Linked DNA regions of Mus musculus: regions 2, 3, 4, 5, 6 and 7 are each linked to region 1. A link is a loop called in an ENCODE intact Hi-C map of the cell type or tissue named here. Cell type or tissue: heart. All regions are shown on one strand.

Evidence for each region. Peaks named below come from ENCODE experiments on the same cell type or tissue, not always from the same donor. Only the 100,000 strongest peaks of a DNase experiment are listed, where the experiment ranks them.
Region 2: a loop joins it to region 1, with 2.4 times the contacts of the local background. A loop is called at or near these places in 2 of 42 quality-filtered maps.
Region 3: a loop joins it to region 1, with 4 times the contacts of the local background. A loop is called at or near these places in 23 of 42 quality-filtered maps.
Region 4: a loop joins it to region 1, with 5 times the contacts of the local background. A loop is called at or near these places in 4 of 42 quality-filtered maps.
Region 5: it touches region 1 in a loop (7-fold over the local background); 18 of 42 quality-filtered maps call a loop at or near these places.
Region 6: a loop joins it to region 1, with 4 times the contacts of the local background. A loop is called at or near these places in 4 of 42 quality-filtered maps.
Region 7: it touches region 1 in a loop (2.8-fold over the local background); 4 of 42 quality-filtered maps call a loop at or near these places.

The regions. Positions count from the first base shown.
Region 1 is chr7:133,030,423-133,034,422 of GRCm38, forward strand. It overlaps a transcript of Ctbp2 not described here. Among named protein-coding and RNA genes, the nearest start is that of Ctbp2, 17 kb to the left of the region's middle. In heart, a CTCF peak has its summit at 2,318 (motif pointing right); a DNase peak (open chromatin) is centred at 2,329; H3K27ac peaks cover 896 bases.
Region 2 is chr7:133,476,387-133,480,386 of GRCm38, forward strand. No RefSeq gene overlaps it. Among named protein-coding and RNA genes, the nearest start is that of Tex36, 120 kb to the right of the region's middle. In heart, a CTCF peak has its summit at 1,777 (motif pointing left); no DNase peak of the experiment used is centred here.
Region 3 is chr7:133,619,346-133,623,345 of GRCm38, forward strand. No RefSeq gene overlaps it. Among named protein-coding and RNA genes, the nearest start is that of Edrf1, 16 kb to the right of the region's middle. In heart, a CTCF peak has its summit at 1,573 (motif pointing left); no DNase peak of the experiment used is centred here.
Region 4 is chr7:133,174,932-133,178,931 of GRCm38, forward strand. No RefSeq gene overlaps it. Among named protein-coding and RNA genes, the nearest start is that of Gm35567, 39 kb to the right of the region's middle. In heart, no CTCF peak of the experiment used is centred here; DNase peaks (open chromatin) are centred at 1,750 and 2,020; H3K27ac peaks cover 1,034 bases; H3K27me3 peaks cover 36 bases.
Region 5 is chr7:133,132,030-133,136,029 of GRCm38, forward strand. The region is part of intron 2 of 4930483O08Rik (RIKEN cDNA 4930483O08 gene); the gene reads left to right. Among named protein-coding and RNA genes, the nearest start is that of 4930483O08Rik, 5.8 kb to the left of the region's middle. In heart, CTCF peaks have their summits at 1,748 (motif pointing left), 2,450 (motif pointing left) and 2,671 (motif pointing right); no DNase peak of the experiment used is centred here.
Region 6 is chr7:133,554,298-133,558,297 of GRCm38, forward strand. No RefSeq gene overlaps it. Among named protein-coding and RNA genes, the nearest start is that of Tex36, 46 kb to the right of the region's middle. In heart, a CTCF peak has its summit at 2,016; no DNase peak of the experiment used is centred here.
Region 7 is chr7:133,184,434-133,188,433 of GRCm38, forward strand. No RefSeq gene overlaps it. Among named protein-coding and RNA genes, the nearest start is that of Gm35567, 30 kb to the right of the region's middle. In heart, a CTCF peak has its summit at 1,586; DNase peaks (open chromatin) are centred at 1,668 and 1,978; H3K4me3 peaks cover 1,513 bases; H3K27ac peaks cover 708 bases.

The DNA of each region.
Region 1 (4,000 bases):
GTCCCCCATTCAGGTCCTAGAAGTTTCCTAAAAGAACCCCATCCTGAGATATGCACAACGTTTCACTCACAGACAGGCCAGTCCACCATCCAGTAACAAGAGGAAGCGGCTTCTCCACGCAGCCCAGCCCAGTGCTGGGCGGGCGACCCAGCCAGTCAGTCCCTGCTCGGTACTCTCAGTTGGTTAGAGCCCCATCTTCTATCCCCAAAAGCACAAGTACTTGGGATGCACACACCGATAGCTCGTGCTTCAGCCATGGCCTTTCCAATCGGCATAGCTTCAGAATACTGAAGAGTGACAACTTACACAGGTAGCCATGTCCTTCTAATGCCTGCCCCCAGCCCAACCACTGATTCCACACTAGAAAAATAAAATGGCATACTGTGTGACCAACACTGACTCAACTAGACTAATCCAGATTGTAAAAATGAAATACACTGTCAATAATTTTGGCCGGCTCAGAGTGTGCCACTGTCGGGGGTTTCACAGAATCTAGAGGGTTTATGTTGGTGGTAGAGAGCTGGCCTTTATTAACTTCTATATGGCCTTGGGTTTGAAATGCAACATTAGAGAGGGGGTGGGGGGAGTTACACGGTTTGTAAATCCGAAGAAAGGGTTGCACTGTGCCACGGAAATCCACCAGGCTAAAGGTGAACCAGTCAAGGTAGTATCCCCACCCCCCACCCCCCGCCCCCCTGCCCGATGAGGATTAGCTTTAAAACCATGATTTTCCTGGAATAAGCAAGTGGTGTGGTCTTACTTTGAGCTGGGACTCTTAGCCCATACAAATACATTCCTAGTGTCAAATGCGAGCCTCAAGACTTCTGTATATTTTTCGCGTGCTAAAAGTGATAAACAAGGCATGAGAACTTAAGCAGAAAGATCCTTTCATGTTCCTAATTGGCTGTTTTATTTGGGTCATGTTGAGAATCCAGCGTGGGTCGTCACATTCTACAGAGACTCTCTAGAATTTTCACACATTTTAAAAGCCCTTGTCCTCCAAATATGCCTTGAAAATAAATATTTTAGTTAATAATAGAGGCAGAACAGAGAGGGATAAAAGCAAACAAGCAAATGTCCATTCAGATTATGAGGCATAGAATGATGGCGTGCGCTCAGGCTGCTCAGGGTGAGCAGTCGCTAACTCTTCCCCACCTAGGCGTGTGATGTGTGCTCTGTGGCCAAAGAGCCTGTCTGTGTAGTGGAATGCGATCTGTCATCTCATCTGCTATGGGACAGAAAAGCTTGTCCCGGTTGCAAGAGAAATTTTCATTTAACCAAGTAGAGAATGCCACCAACAGGAGAAAGCATACACAATATTGGAAGTTCTCACAGAATGTCTGCAGAGGGGTCACAATACAGCTGTTGGGTGGGGGCGATGACCCAGTACCCTAGTGATCACTGTGGGCAGAGTCCATGGCCTGTGACAAAAATGTACATATACAGTGCATTTCCTGGGGTTCAGTGATGTGTCCAAGCACAGGTAGGATGGCGGCCAGCAGCCTGGACCTGAGAGTTAGACCACAGTGAGACCCACCAGGCCGTGGATCCTTGACAACATGGAAACTACAGGATAGACATAAGAGGCACACTAGATAATATGTCATTATATTTTAATAAAGTGAACACAGACTGGAGAGATGGCTCAGCGGTTAAGAGCACTAACTGCTCTTCCAGAGGTCCTGAATTCAATTTCCAGAAACCACATGGTGGCTCACAACCATCTGTAATGGGATCGGATACTCTCCTCTGGTGTGTCTGAAGTGTACTCATATAAATAAAATAAATCTTTAAAAATAAAAGTGAACGCAAGTCTAATGAAATAGCAAAATAAAATACTTCTTGTTAAGCTTGAACTATTTGCCCATAGAAAAATTACTAGTTCTAATATAACTTCGATTTAGTTAAAGTGAACACGTATGAAGCCATAATCTGTGTCTAGTAAAAGCAATTTTAGAGGTTAGTTACAAATTACAACAATAAAACATTTTTAAAGCGTCTTAAGATCTTGATTTGTTTTTGTTTTAAACACGCCTGCCTCTTGACTTCAGTTTGACCCCACAGAAGTCCCTGACTCTGGACTGTCCCAATTTGGCAACACTCTGTCCCATAAAAGACTTCAGTGGGTTACCTCTTGACACGGTGAGGTCCAAAACACATGTCTCAGTACCTGCATCTTATAGCCTTTATCTGCTTATCAAAAAAGCAATGGAAAACAAGACCAGTCCCACCCTACCCCGTGGTCAACCTGTCATGCTGGGAGCAAGATTAGCCCACGGGAAACATTTTACCCAGCGATGAGGCTCTTGATCCAGCAGAGGGCACTGCTCACCCTGCCTAGACATCCCCAGACTGCAAAGCTGGGATATCTTTGCCTGGGTCTCAAATGTGAACTCCATAAGAACCCAGAGAAAATACGTCAAATACCCTTGATGGAAAGGCCTGAGCACTGTGTGTCTTAGGAAGCAAGAGAGGCAGAAGGCACCTGGCCTCCCTTCTAGCCATGGATGCTGAATGGTGGGATGTGACTCCCTCCCCATTGTCTCACACCTCCCCTGAGAGCCAAGGTCTCCCCCCTCCCGCACGCGCACACACACACACACACACACACACACAGGGCAGGCCAAGGAAAGGTGGTCCAAGAGCCAGTGAGTTTCCTGACCCACAGTGTGAGGTTTTGTCCCGCAAAGGGGCACAAACTGCCCTAAGGGGTAATTTTCCTTTATGCTTGCAATTCTCATTCAGAGATATGTGAATCCTGGTGATGGACGATGGGAACAACTTGGCAGTGAGAGGATTTAAGACAGAATAAATAGGAGGGTACACAGTTCTCCACAAGCCTGATAGAGTTTCCATCAGACTAAAACCTGGGGGGGGGGGGGGGCGCGCACACAATTGAGCAATTGTTCCTTGACCCTAAGGTCCCTTTGTTGTAAGACTTCAGAGTACATGCCCTTCCCCCCAGAGCAGACACTAAGCAGGCAGAGGAGGGAAAGTAAGAAGGATTTCCCATTTAAATATAATTATATATCTTCTTCATTAACTTTGGGGAGGAGCATATTCAACCAGACCTGTGGGAGGCAAAGAACAGCTTTCAGGAGTTGGGCTCTCACCATTTGGGTCCTGGGTTTAAGCTCCAGATGTCAAGCTTGGTGGCAAGTACCTTCCGTTTAGTACTAAACTACCTCCCTGGCCTGGATTTCCTGGTTTTAGATAGGGAGGGCTTAGAAGCAGCAGAGCCTCCCTCTGCCTAACCACAGCTGGCCAGTCAGGAGCCATGGAATGATGCAGGAAAGAGGTGTGCTTTAACTAGTCATGTTCCAGGAGCGACACCATGCTCCACCTAACCCCAGACACTCCATGGGACGACATTCTCTGACCATTGCTTCAAACACCGTTGCTGTGGCAACAGGATACCACTTAGAGCACACAGCTATTTCTTGATTATGATATGGCATACTTAGTTTTTTAGTAAGAATGCGCCAAAATGTGGGAGGTGCCAAATGGGATTCGAGGAGCCCCCGATCGCATCTCCATACAGCCTGCCATCTCCTTTGCCACAACTTACATCACAAAGTACCTGGTGGCCAAAGACAGGCTAACAAGGAGGGATTTTGAATTTGCCTCAATGTCCTGCTAGAATGACAGCTATGTCTTCAGAAAGGCCTCAGCACTCGGTGAACCTATTGAAGGATTTTCTCTGCTCTTCCCTTATTCTAAAGGGACAGTCTCTCTCTGCCTTAGTCCCTGCTGCTCACCCTATCTGCCTGGTGGCTATGTCACCCCAATGAAAGATGCCTGCCTTCTCCAGTCACCAACCCAAGTTTCACCAAGAGCAGGGCCCATAGCCTTGTGTGGCTCCCAGAGCCCACTGGCTGCCTGAAATCCCAAGGCCAAAGAAAAATCAAGTCTCTGTCACAGGGGACGGGAAGGAGCAAAGAAAGGGGCAGCATTCGACTGGGCTTCAGGACCAACATCCCAGGTGTGTGAGAGGGTGGGA
Region 2 (4,000 bases), 450 kb after region 1:
TCCAGAATGACAGAGAAAGGACAACTCTCATTGGTTGGTCAGGACGTTACATAAAGGGAAAAGGTGGAAACTATCATGACCTTCACAAAGCTGCATCAGGCCCAGCTGCAACAGGTCAGGGTTTGTAACCCAGTGTCTGGCTCCATCCTCATGGGAACTGTGACAGCCTATGGCCTCCTTTGGTCTGCTTGCCTTCTCCTTTAGTCCAATGCCCTCTCTGCTCTCCTCAGTCTGAACAGGACTTGAGATTATCTGGGTGTCCTTCACCAGTAAAGCTACCCAGATGTCTTGCAGTTGTACAAACTTTCAAGCATCATTTCAGGAAAACAAGGGCAAAAATCTGGCTACCGACTCAATATTCCTTCTGTTTTCCCATCACCTTGGGTTTTTGATTGGCCTTTTGGTTTAATTAAGCCTTTCTGTCCTGATGGATGGATGCTATTTTCTGCCATTCTTCCTGAATCCAACAAAGGATCCAGGAATGAAAATTAGTGAAGTCTGTCAGACACAGTGGCTTAGGCCTGGAGCCCCAGCACCCGGAAGGTGGCGGTAGGTTCAAGGTCATCCTTGGCTATATAGTGAGTTTGAGGTCAGCCTAGGCCTTATGAGACCTCGTTTCATAAAATAAAAAGAATGAAACGTCAAAGAAGCAGCTTCTGTGATACACCTTTGCAGCCGGGGGCCACTGCCACCCTAGAACCCAACAGTGCCTCCGATGAAGTACTGTTATCCTAAGAAGTTTCTAGCCCGACAAGGGACGCTCGTACCCACATACTCCAAGAGCGTCTACTCCTGTTGTATTTATTAGTTGGCTCCAAATTACTTCAGTCAATAAAATTACCATTGTTGGTTCTCACCTTTCAGAAAATTTGTATGAGTTAAACACTTTGGCAATATTTATTTATTCTGCCATCTGTCTCACCAGCTACACATTCTCAACAGCCGGGCCCAGAAAGCTCCCCCAAAATCACCTGAGCATCATAAAATTAGTCCATGGCTGTCAGAGTAGCGCGTGGAGAACACAGCTGCTGTCCTGCTGCCTGATTTAATGAGGTTCTGAAAGCGTGGGGATAAGGATGCTGTCCCTTGGTTACCATGGAAACAAAGGTGCTCAGAGCAGGTGTCAGCAGCATCAAAACCAAGAGGAATCAGCTGATGGCTCATCATCTTGGGAGGTGTGGACCACGCCCTAGCGGCTGCAGTACTGGATATTTGCTGCTCCTCAGGAACAGACCAAACTCTTTCCAGAATTTATTCTGAACATATTGTGTTGCCATATAAACTTTGTCAGCCTAGAGGATTTACATTTGATGATTTCAAAATTAGAAGTTTGAAGTGCTTCTGTTCTTTCAAATCCAATTAATTGGCGATCTGTTGTTTTGTATAAAAAGAAAGAAACAATATACCATCAACCCTGTACCACCTCCCTCCAATCTGGGAGACTTACTTACTCTTCTTCAACTTGCAACAAAATATCTCACAGAAGGACTTAAGAGTGAAAGTATTTATTTTTGGCTCCTGGTTTCAAAGATGTTTCAATCCACCACAACGGGGAAAGGTTAGGTCATGGGAGGAGTTCTGCCTAAGGTGGCAGGAGCAAGGAGCAGCTGCTTGTTCACGTGAAGGGGGACAGGAAACACAAAACACAAGCTGGAACCAGAAGGGGCTATAACCTTCAAAGGCCTGCCCCAATGCTTGCTCCCCATAGCCAGCCCTACCCCTAATGTCTCCACAACCTCTATCCACAGCGCCACCTGCTGGTATCCAAGTGTTCAGACACACAAGCCTGTGGTAGATATTTTACCTTCAGATCATAACACTCAGTATATTCGATTTTATTCAAACTTTTCAAGCAGAAGAGTTTAATATGCAGAATAGAGGACCCAGTGCTTCCGGCAAAATCTACCTTTTATAAGGTCAAAGGCTTTTTATACAAAGCTAGCTTTTCTGCTAAATTATGCTATCTACATGATACAACACAATTTGTAAATGTTAGTCTAGTTACTGCTTTGAGTGAGGTCTCAGATTCCACATCCTTCGGAAAGAATAAAGAAAGCTTTAATATAAAGGTAAAGCTCTCCCCAGCTTACCCCATGTTCGTGGAATTGCTTTCAGGTAAACTGGTGAGAGTGGAGGAATGAGAGAACCGAGCTGAAATTTTACTGAAGAGTGGAGATACGGGCACTAGTCTTCAAACATTCCAGTTTAAAGCTGAGTAAATGGCTTAGTGGATAAAGCATAGATTCCCCACAAGCCGGAAGTGGTTAAAGGCATGTGTAGTCCACACTCCAACAGAGAAACTGGAGATAGAAACAAAGTCATTCCCGAAAGCCCCAGAGCCAGCGAGCCTACTGTAAAGAAACGGCTGAAAATGAGGTTGAAGGCAGGAAGCAACACCCAAGCAGCACCCAACACACCTTTACACATATGCACATGCGTGCACGCACACACAGACACCTGCTAGACACATATATCATACACAAATAATTTTTTAAAAAATCAAGACTAGCCAAAAATAAACAAACACAAAATAAAACAAAAACCAAACAAATCAAGAAACAACCCCACCTGTTCATTAGAATGAGACTGGAACTCTGGATTCTGATCTCTGACTCCATGCAGGGTCAGGGGGAAGGCATTAGCTAATTAACTCGGAGGAAGCAAGGGCACATATACGCTATTCATGTAGAAAAAGAGCAAAGTGTTCAGTTCTGCTTTTTGGCTGATCTGACACATACTCTTTGTTCTCTAAGAATGTGATGATTTGGCCAAAAATCTGCTTTCTGAATAAGTCAGATAATTGCCTCACCTCCACACTTAGCTGGAGTGGAAGAGGGTTGACTTCAAAAAGCAGGTGGTCAAATTAGAGACACGTTCTGACTTTATTTTAAGCTCTTTATTTGAAGACGATATTTACTGCCTAATTAAACATCTGATGCAGTTTGAAAACAAGACAGAAGCGCAGGCACGCTGAACGTTTTTAGACATTAAGTGATGGGTAGAGAGAGCTTTTTAAAGTATGTGAAGGACACATTTGATACACTTGGCTTTACACAGAGGAGTCACCCAGTCAGGCACTCTTGCCCAGCAGACGATACAGTTTCCCTGTGTGAGGAGACACAGCTTTGATGCCAGCCCTCAGGAGCTGTGGGCACAAAGTGATGCTTGTTACGAGGCTCTGTCGCTGTCGGCCTGTGTCATGACAGTCGGTGCCAGTGTCCTGCACTGTAAACAGAGGGCAGGGAGCTGATGGAAGGCGTCCCATCAGGTAGTATGTACGGAGTGCTACTGGAACAAGCACATGTAACATGCATGGGCAGCCTGAGTCAGGGCATAAGAAGGAATTAAGTGGAAATACTAAAAGCAACAGTGCTGTCATTAGACTTAAGCTTAGCTCTCCTATCCCCGTGTGTTTGCCAATTCACTTTGTAAACGTTCTCTAGTGTCTCGGATAGCGCCTGTAACACAGAACAGCTTTTTATGCCCACGTGGATAGCGTGCCCCAACTGTCTGCCAAAGTCTGTAATTTAAAGTGAGTTGTCTGCAGTCTTGTCTTAAGGGACCAGAGTACCAGCTTTGCTGTTTGGGGTGGTGTGTGCTCCGGAGGCTGCAGGGCAGAGCAGAGTCAAAGGGCAGACACTGGGTTTAGAGGACCTGTCAAAGAAAGAGGTGACAGGTCTGTAAGGGAGTCAGACGTTGTTGATTACTGACTAGGGGACAGGGAAGAAGAAGCACTCGTGACCAAGACTGTGTGGGGAAAGCCCCTAGAAATATACAGACATTTTAGAAGGGACCCCTGAGTCCAGCTAGCCTTCAGTGCTTAGCTCTCATGATTGTTCATGAATCCAGGCTGAAGATGGATCTCTGTGGGAGCTTCCCTGAGATGGATGCTCAAGCCTTGCTAACCAGTCTCCTTCCTTCTGTTGTGGGTGGAGATTCCTGAGTGCCCCCAGAATGCTGCCTGCAGAGCCCCTGGCTGCAGGATGGGCAGCAAAGGCAA
Region 3 (4,000 bases), 590 kb after region 1:
GTGCCTGGGTTTCTGTATGAGTTCCACCTTTTATATTAGCAGGGTCTCTCTATTCAGCCAGAGCGCCCCGTGTAGACCAGTCTAGCTAGCCAGCTTCTCTAAGGACCTGGGACTACAAGGGAGCCTCCAGGCTGCCCGGCTTTTCTGTGTGGGGTGGGTTTGAACACCCTGGCCCTCAGACTTACAGGACAAGCACTTCACTCACTGACCGTTTCCAGCCCTGTTTTACTTTTCATTTTATTTTGAGACAGAGCCTCTTTCTCCATAGCCCTGCCTGTCCTGAAACTCATTCTATAGAGCAGGCTGGCCTCAAACTCAGAGATTTGCCTGCCTCTGCCTCCTGAGTGCTAGGGTTAAAGCCATGTGCCCCCTTGCCTGGCTATTTTACTTAAAATACTGTGTTGGAGCTGGAGAGACGGGTCAGTGGGTAAGAGAGCTTGCCACACAAGCATGAAAGCATGAGGAGCTGAGTTCGGATCCCAGCACATACATAAAAAGTCAGGAATGATGGTGTGTGCCTACAGCACCAGGAGTCTTAGAAGCAAAGACAAAAAAAAAAAAAAAAATGGCTGAGGCTTGCCAGCTACAGGCTTAGCTCTGAGTTCAATCAAATTCCTTTGACCCTGCCGCAAAGGAATAAAGTGGAGAATGGGAGAGTAGAACTCCTGACATTCTCCTCTAGCTTCTGCACACATGTGTTACACAAGCACATACAGCGCATGCTTGCTCTAGCACGCGCACACACGCACACCAGAGTAGTACGAACATTTACATAGCACTTGCTGCATGCCCACCATGCTCGAAATGCGTTGTGTATGTGCTCATTTATTCGTCAACACCAATGGCAGAGTTGTCCCCATGCTTGGTCATCCCCATGCTTGTGCTGCCACAGGTCACACAAATAAACGACTGCATTGAAAGTAAACAATATAAACCAGGCAACAGTGGTGGTGCATGATTTTAATTCCAGCAAGGAGGTGGGGCTGGGGACTACGGAACAGGAGACTCATTGAGTTTGAGGCCATCCTGGTCTACAGAGTGAGTCCCAGGGCAGTAAGGGCTATATAGAGAAACCCTATTTCAGAAAACAAAGAGAGTCAGGCAAAACTTAAAAAAAAAATCATAATAAAAATGAAAAAGAAAAAAAAAGAAAAAGAAAAAGAAAAAGAAGGCAAACAATTGACTTAAAATAGGCTGCACTGAGCATCCTCGTGCGCATGCTCTGTTTGCGTGAGGCCATCACTTCACGTAAAGATAAAGTCTGACGTTCACTTCATCTTACCAGCATGAAAGCTAATACTCTAACACGTCATGGACTTGAAGCACATGAGAAAATATTTTTCTACATATGCATAATTTTTAGCAGGTCCTCTGGTTTTTCTAGCCCGCCCTGATTTCTGCTCCTACTTCCCCTGTGCAGTGACCCACACACACACCCCCGCCACCCCCAGAACTGGATTTGCAGACAGTGGGCGAGAGCGTTCTTGTTCTGCCGCTGAGAAGACACATTGAAACCACGTCCTTGTGGTGCAGATCCTGGCTTTAAATCACATTGCACCCCCTACTGGAACGCACAGTGCTCAGAACGCCTCAGATGACAGAAGCAGTTCTGAAAATCTAGAATTATGTTTCCAGTTATCCACAGGAGAGCAGACCTTTGGACTCATGGACAATGCCTAACACGGAGTTACTTCAAGGGCCGCTCTCTAAAACACACTCTCTTCAGAAGCCAAACTTAATCATGCAGTTGAATTAGCACACCGTATGACTGTTTATAAAAATAAAATGATTAAGCCCGAATACGCCAACCAAAGTGATAAAAATGTAAATGAGAAGGAGCACGGGAATCAATACGCATTATCAGTTGCTAAATCACTATTTAAAAACGGGACTCAAGCAGACAACTGGAAAATGACAGGAAGCATAAGCACACGGGTAATAAACAGAACAGAGCCCGGCATTAATTAAAGAACTCACCCAGTGAAATGTGAGAGTGTTTACAGCCAAAGTAATGATCATTGTCACAACTTAATCACAGCCCGGACGCCAAGGCACCAAGCCCTCCTGTTTAGGCTTTTTGACGTTTTAAAGGACACTTGAACGAATTTCTTCATTTTTTACAATGAACTATTCCAAGCAACAAGTTTTTGAATATGTAGCAACATTTGTTATTGTGCAACTGACAGGGATTTTATTTTAAATTACAGCTACAGTCAGTATCTACTATTCTAGATGAAATTGCTTTAGAATAGAAGCCTAAATACATTACATTTTAATTTCTTGAAACCTATTATGCCATTTCACTTATTTTATGGGTATTTTGTCTGAAATTGATTTTATTTTTATATGTCAACTAAATTAGATGTCAACTAAATTAACTGGAGCATAAAATATGCTAGGGAGATATATTTACAAACATACACAGCAAAATAGTGCTCAGAGAGCAAGACTCTGACTTAACTCACAGGCATGAGAGACCTCAGGCAGTGGTGCCCAAATCTATCTGCAGACCTCTCTCTTGTTACACGTGATTTGTCTGAGGCACTTGGTTACAATGACACAAGGTGACTGGAAAGTCTTCCATTATCATTCATGTGTGCATACATGTGTTCTTGTGCATAGTGAATATGTGTGTGTGTGTGTGTGTGTGTGTGTATGATATATGGTGTGGTATGTATGTCTGTGTCTGTGTGCTGTGTGTGTGGAGGAGTATGTGTGTGGTATATGGTGCGTGTACATGTGTGTGTGTGTATGTAGGGGGTAGTGTGGTGTGTATGTGTTTGTGGTATATGTGTAGAGGAGGTGGGGTGGTATATATGTGGGGTGTGTGGGTGTGAAGGGGTCCATGTGTGGTATATGGTATGTGTGGGGGGGGTAGTGTGTATGTGTTTGTGGTATATGTGTAGAGGAGGTGGGGTGGTATATATGTGGTGTGTGTGTGTGTGTGTGTGTGTGTGTGCTCTCGTGCGCCCGAAGACAACCTTAGGAGTCATTCCACCTTCTATTTTGTTTTTGAGGCATAGATTCTCACTGGATGCAATACTCAGCAAGTGATCTAAGCTGTCTGGCCAGTGAGCCCCAAGGACTCACCTGTCTCCTTAGTGCTAGGATTACAAGGTCACCAGCATGCCTGACCTTTTCGTTTTCCCCCCATGAGCTCTGAGATCAAGTTCAGGTTTTTGTACTTTCAAAATAAACACTTTAGGCTATGGTGGAGGTGCACACCTTTAATTCCAGTCCTTGGGAGGCAGAGACAGGTCGTTCTCTGTGAGTTCTAGGGTAGGCTGAGCATCTGAGCTATCTCTAACACCTCCATTCTCATTTTAGCTCACTGCTCATGTGACTTATGTTGAAATCTGTTGCCTGAGAGAGCTTGGATTGTTCCACTCTGACAGCAAGTAGGAGGTCTCACCCCAGTGTCACCTCTGCATCTCCTCCCACCAGGCTCACAGACAGGGCTCCCATCTAGCATCCTCTTCCCCTTCCTTTCACAGCTGGGCTGGTAATCCCCTGCCTCCTTGCTACCTGCTTAAATGTTCCAAAGCCATAACAAGTGTCCCCAGACTGTGGCCTGCCACTGCCTCAAGCTGAGCCCCCACTCAGCGCCCCTGCTTTATGCACCTCATCCTGACCTTATTACTCATCTTTCCACACTTCAGATCCAGTGGCTCCCCCAAACCCTAGTCACCTGATGCCCGCTTTCCTCTCCCCACCCGTCCATTCCCCTCTGGTCTAGAGAAGGATTGTGTCAAGCCAGGGCTGCCCCCACTGTTTGGACTAGCCTCATCTACCCTGGCCATGAGGACCCTTGATGGAAGTGTCTCATGCAGAGGACACACGTTTCTTAAACCTGCCACAGAGGTCTTTGCTGCTCTGTCCCCGCCTGCATGTCCAGTCCTTCCCAGCCTGGCTGCTGCTTGCATTCCAGCCTCACTGGTGGCCCTTCACCCAGGATGCCCCATTCTGCTTCTGGGACTTTGCTGAAGCCTCCCCCTTCCAC
Region 4 (4,000 bases), 140 kb after region 1:
AGATACGCACTGGTTTCTGGGTATCATGCCATCTTAAGCAGGAAAAGACTTACCATGTTTCTTGGGAAGGTTTGCTACTCAGTGGGCCTCAGTCCCACACACAAATGAGATGCTAAGGCAATAGCAAGTGTGTTAAGATAGTTGCTCAGCAGTCAAGAATGTATACTGCTCTTGCATAAGATGTTGGTTCAGTTCCCAGCACCCACATCAAGCATCTCACAACCAGCTGTAACTCCAGTTCCAGGGAAACTACTACTCTCTGGCCTCCGTGGGAACTGCATGCATGTGGTGCACATAAACTCACACAGATGCAAACACCTAAATAAGAATTATGCTTAAACCCCAAACAATAAAAACCAGGAGTGGTGACACATGCTCTGGAGAGGCAGACAGGAGGATTTGTGAGGCTTTCTGGCCAGCCAGTCTCGCTTAATCAGTAAATTCCAGACCCATGAGAAACTCTGTCTCAAAAAGATAAAGTGGAGCAGACAGAGAGATGGTTCAGTGGTCGGAAGTTTGTGCCAAACAGCTTGATGGCTTGCGTTTGATCCTGGAACCCATGTAAAGGTGGAAAAAAGAGCCAACGCCACAGAGTTGTCCTCTGACCTGCACACATATGCAGCAGCATGCACACACGCATACACACACACACACACACACACACACACACACACACACAAACACACACCAAACAAAAACCCTGCTGTGGACAGTGCCTGTTGATGTTGTCCTCTGGCTTCCACACACAGGTTATACATTTGCAGGTGTGCCACACAGACCCATGTACCCACAGACACATATTTATTGGGCAATTTAAAAATGTCGTGGCAGCTTTACACTCCAAGAAAAGATGTAAACAAAGCTAGACTGACTCTTGCCCTGTGGGGTGCATAGTCCTTCAGGGGAGGTGGACATTCACCAAAGTCACAGGTCTACAACACTTTGTGAATCCAGGGTCAAAGGGTCTGAATTCAGCTCATGAGAGGGGCCTTCACCACTGGGAGTCTGCTTTCTGATGCCTGTGGAATTCTCTAAAGCTAGGAAAGGGGCATGCTTTCATGGTTTATTTTAGAGTATATTTTAGAGTATTTAGAGACTGGTAATTTATAATGAAAAAAAATAATTTGGTGCCTAACTCCAAACACATAGTTCTGGCATCTGACAGAGCTTTTATGCTGTATTATCCTATAGTAGGAAGAAGGCTGTAAATGTGTGTGTGTGTGTGTTGCCTGTGCACCACATGTGAACCGTGTGCCTGCGGAAGTCAGAAAAGGACATCAGATCTCCTGGAACTGGAGTTGTAGACAGTGGTTGTGAGCTACCATATGAGTACTGGGAATTCTGGGAATGGAATCTGGGTTCTTTAGAAGAACAGCTAGTGCTCTTAAGCACCAAGCCATCTCTTCAGCCCCACCCCGTCCCCTGCCATTACATGCTTTTATAACAAGTCCATTTCTGAGATACAGAGACATTACCAAGGCCATGTCATGAATTCATTTTCAAGGACAGAGCCTCATTGGCTCCACCCCAATGCTGTTGCACTACCAAGGGGATTTCTAGCACGGGACACTTTCAACCATGACACTTACATGAACAGCAGCAGTCTGCTGCCTTCTCTTCTGTACTCTGGGGGCATCTGTGTCCCTGGATGGCATCCGTTGCATGGGCTGCCAGGCAAGCTGCAATGGACCTGGGCTCTGAGCCCCAGCTCTGTGGGAGTGTGGCAGGGAAAGTGTCTGGTTCCAGTTAGATCAGCCTCCCCTTGATGAAGCCTAGGAGCTGGGAGGAACCGCTGCAGATGAAGGAGGCTGCTTCTCATAACAGCCTTGGGAGTCCTCAGTACCTTGGGGGGGGGTGGTCATCTGCTTAGGGCTCTTTCATCAGCAGGCATCCAGAGGGAGCCTGGGGAGGTATAGAGGCTGGGGAGTGGTACCCACCAGAGGCCAGAGAGGGAGAAAGGAGGGGACACAGAGAGTCCCCGTCCAGTCCAGGCACATGGCCAATAGGAAACTGGAGCCAGATCTAAGATTAGAACGGGGAGGTTTGTGGCTCTCGAGCCCCTACCCGTGCTGTTTCTTGGCAAGGTTCTCCTTGTCCTGCTCTGACTCAGACCCTCCCTGGATTGTCTCTGGAGTTAATGTTGCCGTCATTATGGTTGTTCTAATAAAATACTCATCTGACGACCTATTAGTAAGGCACATTGTTGACAGGAAATGTGTATTCTCCACATTTCCTATTACACTGTCTATTTCCTGCCTCATTTTTCTTGGGAGGACAGGAGCCACTGGAGATAATAGCATATTGACAGGAAAGAGAAAGTGGGAGAGTGTTGTTAGAGGTGGGGGATTTAGATCTACTTCACGGCAGGGTTTCCTGACGGTCTGCTTCACAGTGTATGTAGACCTCTCCCCTCAAACAGATTGTCCCCACCACCCTCAGGGTTCATGTCTGGATCCTGTATGGATGCCAGGCCCACCATGTCTGGGAGCTGCAGTTGGAAAGAGTCCCCGAGAGTCTGGAAAGTGTGTGGAACTAACCTTCTTCAGCAGCCACCAGTACTTGAGGATGGCGGGAGAAGAAGAGAAGAACCATCTCACCTCCTGGGACTGGAAAGATGGCCCAGTGGGTAAGAGTGTTTGCTCCACAAGTGTGAAGACTTGAGTTCGGATCTCCAGTACACACATTAAAAAAAAATGCACACAAACCTGAAAACAGCCATGTTAGGGTGGCAGGCAAGAGGATCTCTGGGGATTGCTGGCTGCCAGCCTAGCCCCAAGCTCCCAGTGAAAGGCTGACAGAGTGATGAAGCAGGATGTCCTAATTTCCCATCTACACCACACACACACACACACACACAGACACACACACACACACACACACACACAAACACACACAGACACACACAGACACACACACACAGATACACACACAGACACAGACACACACACAGACACACACACACACAGATACACACACAGAGACACACGCACATAGACACACACCCCTTACTTTATAGAAATGTCTTCCCTGCCTGCACTTTTTTTCTTTCTTTTACTTTTTGATACTGACTTACACATAGTTCAGTGCCAGAGGGAGAAACCACGGGATGCTTTTGTGGACGGCATGCTTCAGCTCAGAGCACCCGAAGAGAGATCATTTTGGAGGCCAGCAGCTGTGGAGTGGCGTTTAGGCTTGGCATTCTCTTTGATGACCCTGCCCAGTATGGACTGTGAAACACTGACTAGGCAGAGTTCTGCACATGGCCAATTGTGATGGGGCTAGCCCTTTCCTGGGGGCCTTCCAGTCTCCCACTGCTCTCTCCCAGGAAGTACAGATATGTTTACAACTAAGTGAGGGAAAGACAGAGGAAGATAAGAAACAAACATAGCAGGGTCAACTGTCCCTGTGTGCCTGATTACCCCTTTTTGTACTTAAACATCTGTCCCCAGAAGACTGCGTGATTGGTCACCCACAAAATGAACATCTTTTTTTTTGTTGTTGTTGTTGTTGGTGGTGGTTTTTTGGCTTTTTCCAGGGAGAAAGTTTTTTGGCTTTTTCTGTGTAGTCCTGACTGTCCTGGAACTCACTCTGTAGACTAGGCTGGCTTTGAACTCAGAAATCTGCCTGCCTTTGCCTCCCAAGTGCTGCGATCAAAGGTGTGTGCCACCACTGCCCGCGTGCAAAATGAACATCTTTTGTTTAGCAGTTATGCCCAGACTTGGAGCTGGTGACTGAGAGCTGAACAAGACACCTTCAGGATAAGAGAGAGATTGATGCTAGTTTAGGGAATTATTCAAATTGCCTTAGGCCAGAGGTTATTGAGTCAGGTAGCCCCAAGCAGAGAGACCTCTCTTTTTTTCCCATTAACTTCTTTATTTATTCACTTTATATTCCGATCTCAACCCCACTCCCCCTTCTCCTTCCACTCCACCCTCTCACTCCCTTCTCCTTTTTCCTTTCCCTTTCCTACAGAGAAGGGTAGTCCTTACCCCCAATCTGG
Region 5 (4,000 bases), 100 kb after region 1:
TGGTCCCCATTTGGCCCTCCTGTTACCTGGTTCTCATGTAAACTAGCCTGGTCTTGAACTTGTGCAGCTGAGGATGAACTTTAAATTACGATCCTCCTGTCTCCACCACTCCCTAGTGCTGGGACTGCAGGCACAAACCCCCATGCCCAGTTTATGCACAGCTAAGGATTGAAGCTGGGGCTTCATGCGTGATTGACAAGCATTTACCAACTGAGTTACATCACCAACCCCTCCTCCTCAAAATTCATTGTTAGTTTTTTTTATGCTTTTTTTTTTATTTATGTGTATGGTGTTTTGCCTGTATGTATGTCTGTGCACTGTGTATGTGCCTGGTATCTATGGAGATGGACTTACAGATGGTTTCCAGCCACCTTTGGGTGCTGGGAATTGAATCCGGATCCTCTGGAAGAGCAGCCAGTGCTCTTAACTGCTAAGCCATCTCTTCAGCCCCCTAAAATCCTTATGCTTTTGAGGAATAGATATTTCATGTCTATTTTGTCCTGTCTCTGCTTTCTAAGTATTGGGTTTACTGGCCTGTGCTACCATGCCTAGTTTAGAGCATCAAGTATTTTGCCACAGAGACAGACCTGCTCTGTACAAAGTCCTTAACCCTTTGGAGTTCTTGTACTTCAACTGCCTTGAGAATCTAACTTGAATACTAGATAAAGTAGACCTTATCCTTATCCAGCAGGCTGGAGAGCAGAGAACTCCCGTAGCGTCAAACAGAAGCCACCATGAGTCTCAAACATCCTTGCATGTTCTGCTTTGAGTTCTGCCCTTGGAATGTTCTTTTTCTGTATCAGGGCAGGGATATGACACACAAAGCTTCAGACATATGAGCAATGGTGACTAAGAACAGAGTCACAGGGACCACTGGCACCACTCAGTTGGGTCAGCGTGGGGCTGTGTTGGAGGAATGACGTAGAGGAATGGCCGGGTCCAGGGCAGGGATAGAGTTGTCAGTCTCCCCTTGCTGTAAGCAACAGTTGAATGGAGCCTCATTGTGAATGGAGATAATACAACCCCAAGTAGAACTGGTGTTAGTGTTGTAGCCTGTAGTTCAGTCACCCACAAGACATCTTGTCTAATGGGGTGGCTTCTGTTTATCTGAATGTTCTGTTTTGAGATTAGCTCTCATATAATTCAGACTGGTCTTGAACTCCTGATCCTCCAGCCTCTGTCTCAGAAGTGCTGGGATTACAGGTAAATGCCTAGCCATATCCATATCCACCATGCCTAGCCATATCCATATCCACCATGCCTAGCCATATCCATATCCACCATGCCTAGCAATATCCAACACCTCTAAGAATCTTTGCTTTTAAAAACATAAAGACAAGCTGGGCAGTGGTGGCACACACCTTTAATCCCAGAATTTAGGAGGTAGAAGCAGAAGGATCTCTGAGTTCGAGGCCAGCCTGGTCTACAGAGTGTGTTCCAGGACAGCCAGGGTTATACAGAGAAACCCTGTCTCAAAAAACAAACAAACAAACAAACAAACCATAAAAACAAACAAACAAACACCAGAACCTATAGCACTGAATGCCCTTAGATAGAAGAGTTGCGGACGGTCAATTACAGAGGTAGCACCTAAAGGAACCAGTACAGTACTTGGGCTGGAGAGATGGCTCAGTGGTTGGGAGCACTGAGTGCTCTTCCAGAGATCAAGTTCAATTCCCAGCAACCACGCGGTGGTTCATAACCATTTGTAATGGGACTTGATGCCCTCTGCTGGCGTGGAGGTGTACATGCAGCTAGAGTACTCATACATAAAGGGATCTAAAATCCTTGCTTAAATGTTGTATTTCACAAAGTTCTTACAGTTGGTTTCATATAACTTCATAGTCTCTAGCAGAAGTTCATTTTATTGGTCCTGAGACAGGAGAATAAGTAGTACAAAACCATTCTCAGATATAGATATAGACATATATGTGTGTGTGTGTGTGTGTGTGTGTGTGTGTGTGTGTGTGTATGTTTGAGGGCAGCCTGAGATTCTTAAGACCCAGACTTGAAACAAACAACAACAAAAGCAGCAAGGAACCCTCAAAGCCTATTGAAACCATTGGATTCATGTTTGATCATCTATAGTTCAGCTTTGGTCCCTCTTTGTAGAGATACTGTTTGTTTTGAATTTTTAGGATTAAGGGCAGCAGGCACGGTGGTGCATACTTTTCATCTCAGCACTCAGAAGGCAGATTCAGGCAGATCTCTGAGTTCAAGGCCTGCCTGGTCTACAAAATGAGTTCTGGGACTGCCAGGGCTACACAGGGAAAACTTGTCTCCAAACACTGGAAAAGGAGGGCTGGAGAGATGGCTTAGAGGTTAAGATCAGTGACTGTTCGAGAGATCCTGAGTTCAATTCCCAGCATTCTCAGCAACCTCATGGTGGCTCACAACCATTTACAATAGGATCTGATGCCCTCTTCTGGTGTACTTGAAGACAGTGACAGGGTACTCATCTAAATAAAATAAATAAAGAAACCAAAGGTTGAGGTTTTTAAAGGAAAACTGAAAAAAAAAAAAAAACAAAAAAAAAAGAACAACCAAAAGATTAAGGGAAATTTTATTGGTGTTTAAAAAGAGAATAACAGTTACAGGCAAACTGAAAACTCAGCAGTTGCTGGGAGGAGGGGAGATGGAGCAAAAGTAACTTAAAAAAAAAGATTTATTTATTTATTTATTATAAGCACACTGTAGCTGTTTTCAGACACACCAGAAGAGGGCATCAGATCTCATTATGGATGGTTGTGAGCCACCATGTGGTTGTTGGGATTTGAGCTCAGAAGAAAGCAGTCAGTGCTCCTAACCACTGAGCCATCACTCCAGGCCAAAAGTAACTCCTTAAAGTTAGCCATGGTGGTCAGAAAAACAGTGGGAAAGCCCAAAGTCTCAGAAGAGCTGAGCCTCAGAGGACACTGAATTCTAGGCTGTGGTGTCCTGGGGCAAAGTATTCCACCAAGGACACATGAACTAGAGAAACAGAAAGAGAATGCTTATTAAGACTCGGTGTGGGCTAGTAAGCCTCTTGAGGAAGGAGCCCAGAAGACTCCTTCTTTTTGGCTTTGGAAATAGAATCTCACTATGTAGCCTAAACTGTCCTGAGCTGGAAGCCCTCCTGCCTCTGCCTTCCTGGGGCTGGCTTTATAGGAGTGTGTCAGCATGCTTACCTACACAGACACCAAACCATTCCAAAGCATGTTGCAGACATCCTGATGTTTCACTCCTGCTGTAGTTTGGATTGGATAAGTGTTCTCTATGGCCGATGTTTTAAAGGTTAGTCTCCAGAGTTGGCAAGGGGTGGAGTCTTAGGCTGCTGGGAGGTCTTTAGGTCTCTGGAGACATATGAGCCTTTGAAGGGGCTAGTATGATCAGTTGCTGACTCTTCTCTTTTGTACCTAGCTGTAAAATATAGGGGCTTGCTTTTTTCATGATATACCTCACCAAAGGCCTCAACTGACCATGGGACTCACGCCTCTAAAACTGGCCATAATGAACCTTTCTTCTTTATAAGTAAGTTGTCTCAAGATGCTTTCTACAGTAGCAGAAAACTAACTGATGGCTGGGTGTAGTGACACATTTCTAATCCCAGCATTTGGGAAGGAGAGGCAAGGGGAATCTCTGTGAGTTCAAAGTCAGCCTGGTTTACAAAGGGAGTTCCAGGACAGCCAGGGATGTTAGGTAGAGAAACAAAAATGTCTCAAAAGAGAAACACCCAAACAAACAAACAAATAACCAACCCAAAAATCAAACAAAAAAAAAAAGAAAGAAAAATAAAAAATAAAAAAAAACTGACTGGTGCATGATACAATTCCTAACAACAGTTGTACAATATCTAAGAAAAAAAGAATTCCTACAAAATCTTAATACTTTACCATATCAGCACTGGGGCTGGTCACTCTCTTTGGTCATTATACTGTGGCTAACTGTGAACTATTTATTACAGAGCAACAAGGTAAATGCCAAAACTGATTGATGGAAGTTTTCTTAAAATCGTTCATGG
Region 6 (4,000 bases), 520 kb after region 1:
TCCCACCTAAATTCTGCACTAAATCTCTGCTGATTTCATCAGCAAAAAGAAATAAAGAAATAAAGGCGCACAATTGTTGTAATTCATGTCTTGATTACCACTGAAGGCAATTTTTCCCTGCTTATTGGCCTTTTGTATTGACTTCTTTGGGCATGCGTGTGAGACTTTCCTGTCTTACATCCATTTTATTTTTGAGAGATTTATTGATGGACAAAGCTCTTTGTATGTGAAATTTGCAATTCTTGCTTTTGTTTGTTGCGAGGACTTTTTTTTTTTCTGGTTTTATTTGCTTGTTTTTTTCAGTTTGCGTTCTGCCTTTTGCTGGTAGCAAAATACAGATGCTTTCGGTGGTAATAAGGTCACATCCAGCAGGGCTTCCTTTAAAAAAATTTTATTACATTTTAATTTTTATTTACTGTTCTTGTATGTGCCCATGTCCTGTATGCCACAGCATGTGTATGGAGGTCAAACGACAACTGCAGTGAGTTGGTAATCTCCTTCAAGTGCCTTCACCTGCTGAGCCATCTTGCCACTCCCTGGAATGCTTCCTTTAGTATCATGGTTTAAAAAAAAAAAAAAAAAAGGAAGGAAGGGAGGGAGGGAGGGAGAAAGAAGCCCTATTCCCACACACAACCATTCCTCTGTTTACTTTCTGTTTCTTTAGATCTTGGTTTCTTCAACTCATTTCTTAGTTTCATTTGGCTCTTAGTGATACATTGTACCTCTCCCAACCTCCCCTGGCTGGATCCCCTGCGACTCGTCAGTTACATCTCTCACTAGCACTCTACACAATGGCCAAGCTTTCCAGATAAGCAAGTCTTTCATTAAGAATAATCATGTCCTGCTACATCAGGAAGCCCGGTGAAGGTAGATGCTCTACCTCTTCCCGCTTTTGTACTCCAGCATGCATCAGAGTGCAAGACACCTGCCTCTGCACCTGGGCTCCCACACAGAACTCCTGAGGACTTCTGTTTCCACCAGCCCTTGCTACAGCTGTTTAGCTCAGCTAGGACACACATAGACAGAAGTGTATATACTCAAACACGTGAGAGCTAACGTATAGTGTGCACACAGACAGAAACGTATGTAGGCATATGCTTGAGTAAACACACTGTAGGCATATGTCGGTAAGCATATACGCATGTATGTACACACATGTGTAGAATCTTCTGTAGCTGTAGAGTGACAACCCAGCTCCTCCTTGGTGAGTTTGCATAAGGCAGGGATCTGCTACCATCACTGACCATCCTGTCCTCCCATCCGCAGTAGGTTTGGGGAGCAATCTTCCTGGGCTTAGCAGCCATCAAGCACAATATTTTTTAAAAATTGAGTTTCCTTTACTTCTATTAATATAACTTGACAGGTTTTTAAATTTTGTTTATGGTATTAGCTAAAACTGTCAGAACATGTGGGGTGTTTATAATCAGGAGAAAAAGAAAGAAGAAAGGAAGGAAGCAAGTAAGCAAACAAACTGCATTACACTAAAGAGATAGCAACATTCTGCCTAAATTGTAAGCTTTCGCAACTGAAAATGTAAAAAGTTGCCTGAATGGTCTCCTAACATTCTCTTAAGATTGGTTTTCCTCAGGGAGTTCCTAGCCGACTGCAACAGCCCCTGGCCTAGCTGGCTCTGGTCTCACAGTGCACCAAGGCAATGAATCTAGTGTTGGGGTCGGAAGCAAAGGTCACAGCCCTGCAGGAAGAGTATGAGTGGGATAGCGGCAGCTGCCTGGTGTTTGCCGGTTGCTAGCTATCAGGAAAGCCAGGATCTGTCCCAACTCTGCCCCTGAACCGATACCCTGAGTTGAACAAGTTACTGTCTATCTATGGTCTCATTGCTGCACTTCCCAATGGAGCCAACTGCTCAGCTCTATAGCATGGGCTACTGCTGTGGCCCTTCAGGCAGTCTGTGTCCTGGGAGACCAAAGGTGCATCAGATTCTGTGCCCACCCCCACCTCCTCACCTCCAAATCTAGAGTCAAAGGCAGTTGTGAGCCACCTAGTGTTGGTGCTGGGAACTAAATGTAGGTCCTCAGCAAGAGCAGTATGAGCTCTTAACTGCTGAGCTATCTCCCTAGCCCCGGGGACTTTAATTTTAAATCATCGGATGGAGACATCATATTTTGCTTTTTTGAAATCATAGGTTTTCTAATTACAAAAACAGCAAATGCTCATTTTAGAACATTTTATAAGCTCAGACCGGCAAAGAACGCCCATAATAACCACCTCCCCGTGCAGAAGGCACAGGCCACTTTCGGTGGACTCCTCTGTGATTTCTATGTCATTTCTACAAAACCGATCTTACCAAATGTATATATTATAAAACACCCTTCTGATTTTTCATAACTACAAAGATTTCACCTTGTCCCTAAGCATCCATTGCTTTGGCAGATATTTAGCTGCAGGCTCTGAGCTGTTGTAAATAATTCTATATACAATACACATCTTTGGCCCTAACTCTTTGACTCAGTATTTTGTCAGTCCCCTGGGCTAATCTTCATTTGTTCAGAAAATAGAAATTCTTAGAGGGCTACTGGTATTGACTGTCATATTACCTTACAGAAATGTACTTACTGGTGCTGGCAAGATGGCTCACTTGGTAAAGAGCTTGCCTTGCAAGCATGAAGACATGAGCTCAAATCACAGAACCCATGGAAAAAAGGTCTAGTGTGGCGAAACAAACTTGTAATCCCTATGACTGGGAAGTAGAGACAAGCAGATTCCTGGGATCACTGGCCAGTCAGCCTTGCTTAATTGGCTAGTTCCAGGCCCTGCCTCAACAAACAAACAAACAAACAAACAAAACCAAAAAAAAAACAAACAAAACAACAAAAACAACTGGTCAATTACATGCCAGTGCAGGTTCCATGAGTGTAATTGGATAACACAAACTAGACTCGATTGAAAACTAAAAGAAGACTCAAAGTTGCTGAGTATGGAAGTGAGGGTAGTGATGGTGGTTGGGGGATGAACATGAAAAAAACTCATTGTATGGCTGGCCAGTGGTGGCATGTGCCTTTAATCCTATCACTTGGGTGACAGAGGCAGGCAGATCTCTGTGGGTTCATGGTCTACAAAATGAGTTCCAGGACAGCCAGAGCTACACAGAGAAACCTTGTCACAAACAAACAAACAAACAAAATAACAAACAAAAATTCATTGTATGACATTTTCATAAATTTTTAAAACGAAAAACAAACAAACCCAAAACCAATACCGATACCCAAACTAGTAGATAGAAAGAAATCATTAAAATCAGAGCAAAAATTAAAAAAAAAAAAAGTATGACATCCAAAGAATTGCATCCAAGGTTGTCCTCTGACAGCATCATGCATGAACACACACTTGCACATGCACATGCATGCATGCTCATATGAACCTACACATATATGAACATATACACACATGACCACATTCATATAGAAAGAAATGTACCAATTCTGTCTGAAGTTATCCAACTCAACAAATCCTCCCCAACACTAGGTATTTAAATTGTGACACTAAACTCTTTACTTATTTTGTGGTGGGCAGTAGGCCCCGTCACTTCCATAGGCTCTCCGTGGGATACCAGTGAAGATGAACATCTCTTCATTGGGTTACTGCCCGTTTGTAATTTATCTTCTGTAGATTTTCTTCCCTTCTTTCACTGACTGCTCCTTGGTTTTCTCTGCCATCCAGGGAAGGTGTGTTGAGCCTCCATTTGTTTGACACTAACTGTGTCTGTGGGGAATGAAGATCAGACAGAATAGAGGGGAACCCATTGCATACGAGAGTCCATGCATTACCTGGCTGCCAGTGGCCATTCCTGCAAGGAGGCAAGTATGCACTCTTAGTTGTGAAAAAAGTTTTTCTCTTACCATTTTGTATATGTGTAGTGCTTGAGATGGAGCCCGTGGCCTTGTGCATTCCAGGCAAGTGCAACCGCTAAGCTACAGTCCCCATCTTAACAACCTCTCAAGGTCCACTTCAACAGTGCATCCACATTGCTGTGTAACCTGTA
Region 7 (4,000 bases), 150 kb after region 1:
GTGTGTGTGTGTGTGTATGAACTTGTGAGTTTGATGCCTTTGAAGTCCAGAGGCATCAGATCGTCTGGAGCTGGAGTTAATGTCAGTGATGGCCTGACTGGTGTGGGTATTGAGAACTGAACTTGGGTCCTTTGCAAGAGCAGAAAATGATATTAACCATTCTCTCTGCCATCCCCTCCCCCCCCCCCACCCCTGTTTATTTGTTGACCGGTTGTTCCCACCTTCTGGCTGTTGTGACTATGGTTCAGGAGTTTTAAAATCTTCAAGTTACCAAAATGAAGATGAAGGCTGAAAGAGAAGAAGTGCTTTTCCAGAGACACCTGAGTGACCGACCACATAAGGAGAGGGGTAACTCATAAGTCCATGTCTGTAGGTTTCTACTTCACATTTCTTCATGTGATGGAGCAGATGGACAGACAACTGAGTGAGTGATGTAGAAGGCCGGTGCTAATTGTTCTAGTCAACCCAAGACTAGCTGCGGTAATATAGGCTGCAATTTGATTGGCTCAGTAGTGTACTCATTAACATACAGCGCGACTACTGGTTGGTGCTGAGTCGGGAGCTATTATTCTGTGGGGTCATTCAGAAGATTCAGGTCCTTTCATGCTCAGCTCCACTATCCCCTAGGACCTGGGACTCCGCTATCTCCAGCTACTAGAAAGGGAGAGAAACCAGGGACGACGCCCACTTGCCACTCAAAAGTACTGATCTCACCAGATTCACCTAATTGGTGTAAACATGTCCAGGACCACACTGGAGGCAAGGGTGTCTGGGAGATGTAGTCCCCAGCTGGCAGCTATTCCTAGAAGCCTCGTTACATTCTGGAAGGTGGAACAAGCATTCCTGGTTGGATCAGTTGTGAATGATACACCAGCCGCTGCTGTCAATGCCAGGATGGGGTTTTCCTGGAGGATGCTGGGAGAAAGGCCCAGGGGGCTCACCAGTGTGAGCATCAGTATTGTCTGGACACAGTCCTTCCTGCACTGTCTAATCTCACTTTCCAGCTCCCTCACTGTCACAGGCTATTTCACGAGCGCGTCAGCGTGGAAGCACGTTTCCACAGACAGCAGATAAAGATCTTCTAACCTTGTATTTCCTCTCGTATTGTCATAAATAGCTCAGGCAATGCCGTTCCAGTGAGCCTGACAGTGCCTACATTGAGATCTGGATGCAGCGGCATATCTTCCTGTTATATATAAAAAAGAGTGACAGCATTCATCGTTTACGGTGACATCAATGAAGTCTGCTTGTAGAGGTTCGCACTCTATCCATTCATAATGCCTTTTATGACTCCAGGCTTTTAAACGTGGCATTCGGGCCTATTTTTCAAATGTACCGCTATTATCAGCTCAGGAAGCCATTCTTCAACATTTCATTTTTCTAAGAATATCTGGAATATCTTAATTCCCATGAGGCTTCTCCGTGGGGCAGGCTGACAGGGAGAACTTTAATGCGAAAAGGAAAGAAATGAAAAGGCTGCTGGATCCCTGCCTTGGGATATTGCTCATTCCATCCCGGCCTCCTTTTTAGTTGTTGTTGGTCCCCCAGATGAAGAGTCTGTAAGACAAGCCTGTCTATTTTGTGTGGGGACGATAGGGGGAGCTGTAGGGTGGGGCCAATCCTGACCAGGAAATATTGCCAGATCTGCTACGAGGAGGGCGGGGCTCTTTGAAGTTGGAACAGATTTCCCAGCAGGGCTCACGGTTGTGAATTGAAACGGAAGTTTCTTCTCCCTGTTTCCCAAGAGACTCCACAGCTGATAAGTGATGACCTCATGGTTCTGACCCAGATGGAGAATCAAATCTGATATCCTTCTGGATGTCTTCTGTCTTTGGAAGAGGCATCTCCTTTGATCTTCCGTGTCCTGGCTTATTCCTCATCTGAAGATCCTGCTAGAGCTGCGCCAGACCAGTGTGGCTGCAGAGGGCTGGGAGCAATCTCTCTCAGTACAGTCCCCCGAGACAGTCTGAAGACAGCAGAAGCAGTTCCTGGAGTAACTCAGACAGAGCATGTGTAGTGGTTTACATAAGCTTGGCCCTCGGGAAGTGGGACCATTGGGAGGTGTGGCCTTGTTGAAGTGGGTGTGGCCTTGTTGGAGGGAGTGTGTCACTGTGTAGGCGGGGCTTTGAGATCTCCTACTGCTTGAGCTCTGCCCACCGCAGAAGAAAATCTCCTGTCTGCCTGCAGAAGACAGTCTCCTGACTGCCTTTGGATCAAGATGTAGAACTCTCAGTTCCTTCTCCAGCACCATGCCTGCCTGCATGCTGCCATGCTTCTGATGACAATAGACTAAACCTCTGAAATGATAATAGACTAAACCTGGGAAACCTTAAGCCAGCCCCAATTAAGTGTTGTCCTTTATTAAAAGGTGCCTTGGTCATAGTGTCTCTTCACAGCAATAAAAGCCTAACTAAGACAGGAGGATTTGATTATTGATTTAAGGGAAGGAACTTACTGAGTGCCTTGAGTTGCCCCCTGGACATATCTGGGCCATGTTGTGGACAGAGCAGACCTTCCAAGGATGGGAACATTTGCCTGGTTTTAGGCAGCAACAAACCCTTCCCTAGTTACAAATGGGTTCTGTGGGCTTAGCCACAGTAAATAACATTGATTCTCCCCACGTAGAAGGGGACATGATGAATGTGTTCAAGCGAGGGCTTTAAGAGCCTGTGTGCTGATTAGAAAAGGCAAAATAATTGTGAGATAGTGACTAATAGATGGAAGGAATTGTGACAGAACTGGTCCCCTTGGACAAATGTCATCTGCCTTATCTATCAGAGACAACTACTGTCTGATGGCTGCGTGCTTCATATTCAACCCTTGGGTCAGCTGGGGAGTTTGAAGGATCCCCCACCGCCCAAATGATCCCAAATTTGGCTCTGCCTCCATGGCAGTTGAGATCTCTCGTTGAAGCCTGTTAGAGACTCTGTATTTCCTGAGTGGTTATGGTCCATTTCCCATTCGCTTGTTCCCTGGGCCTGGCATGACTCCTGGCACCGGGTACTATGCTGTGTTTGTCTCAGAGCACGAATAAGAACCTAAGAATCGATGTCATGAGTTCAGGTCTCTGACACTGCACATGTTGGGGTGGGGTGTCATGTAACCTCTGAGAGCCCATTTTCACATGTCTGGAGTGAAGCTAAGTAGTACATAGCTTAGGCATGGAGATGTAGCTCAGTGGTAGATTGTGTTAGCTTAGGATGTCTCAGGTCCTGAGTTAAAGCCCCAGTGTTATAAGAGCAATCACATTAGAACTTCCTGGATACAGAGGGAGCGACTAGGTTAAAGAGTTTAGATTGACTCCTAAGAAGTTGCTGATATTTTACTTATGTTGACTTAATGAAGAGCAATGTCATAGGCCTCCACTAATAGTATTGTTTACTGCTACACAACAAATTGCCTTTAAATACAGCTGATGAAACAAGTACTTCTTATACTTTCTGTTCATAGGGATCTCTGGTGGGGCTGAGCTGTAGACCCTCCCCCACTTCTTGGCTTATGCAGGGCTGAGTCAGGTGGTGGGTCAGAACTATTGCTACATCTGAAAGCCAAGCCATGGAGAATCCCCACTAGGTGCTGTGTGTGTGTTCACTATAAACCTGTGAGCTGAGGGAAGGACACCTAAATTGTCCTTGCTAGCCATTGGTAGTGGGTGACCCTGGTTTCCTGCCACACAGGCCTTACCACAGGTTGCCATTGATGTCAAATTGTACACACTTCACATACACCATGTCATCAGAGGACAGCCCTTGGGAGGAGGTTCTTGTCTTCAACTATGTGGGCCCCAGGGACTGAACTCAAGTCCTTAGTCCTTCTTTGCAAACACCTTTATCCACAGAGCAATGGACCAGCCCAAGGTTAAAGCCTTTTTGGAATCTAATCTGGGAAGTGACGTTTTATCACCCCTGCCCACACTCCAGGCAAAGGTGCCAAACCATGAGGCAAGATCACGTCTTAGCAGTTTCCTGCTACAGCATGTGACACTCAGCCCAAAGCAGAC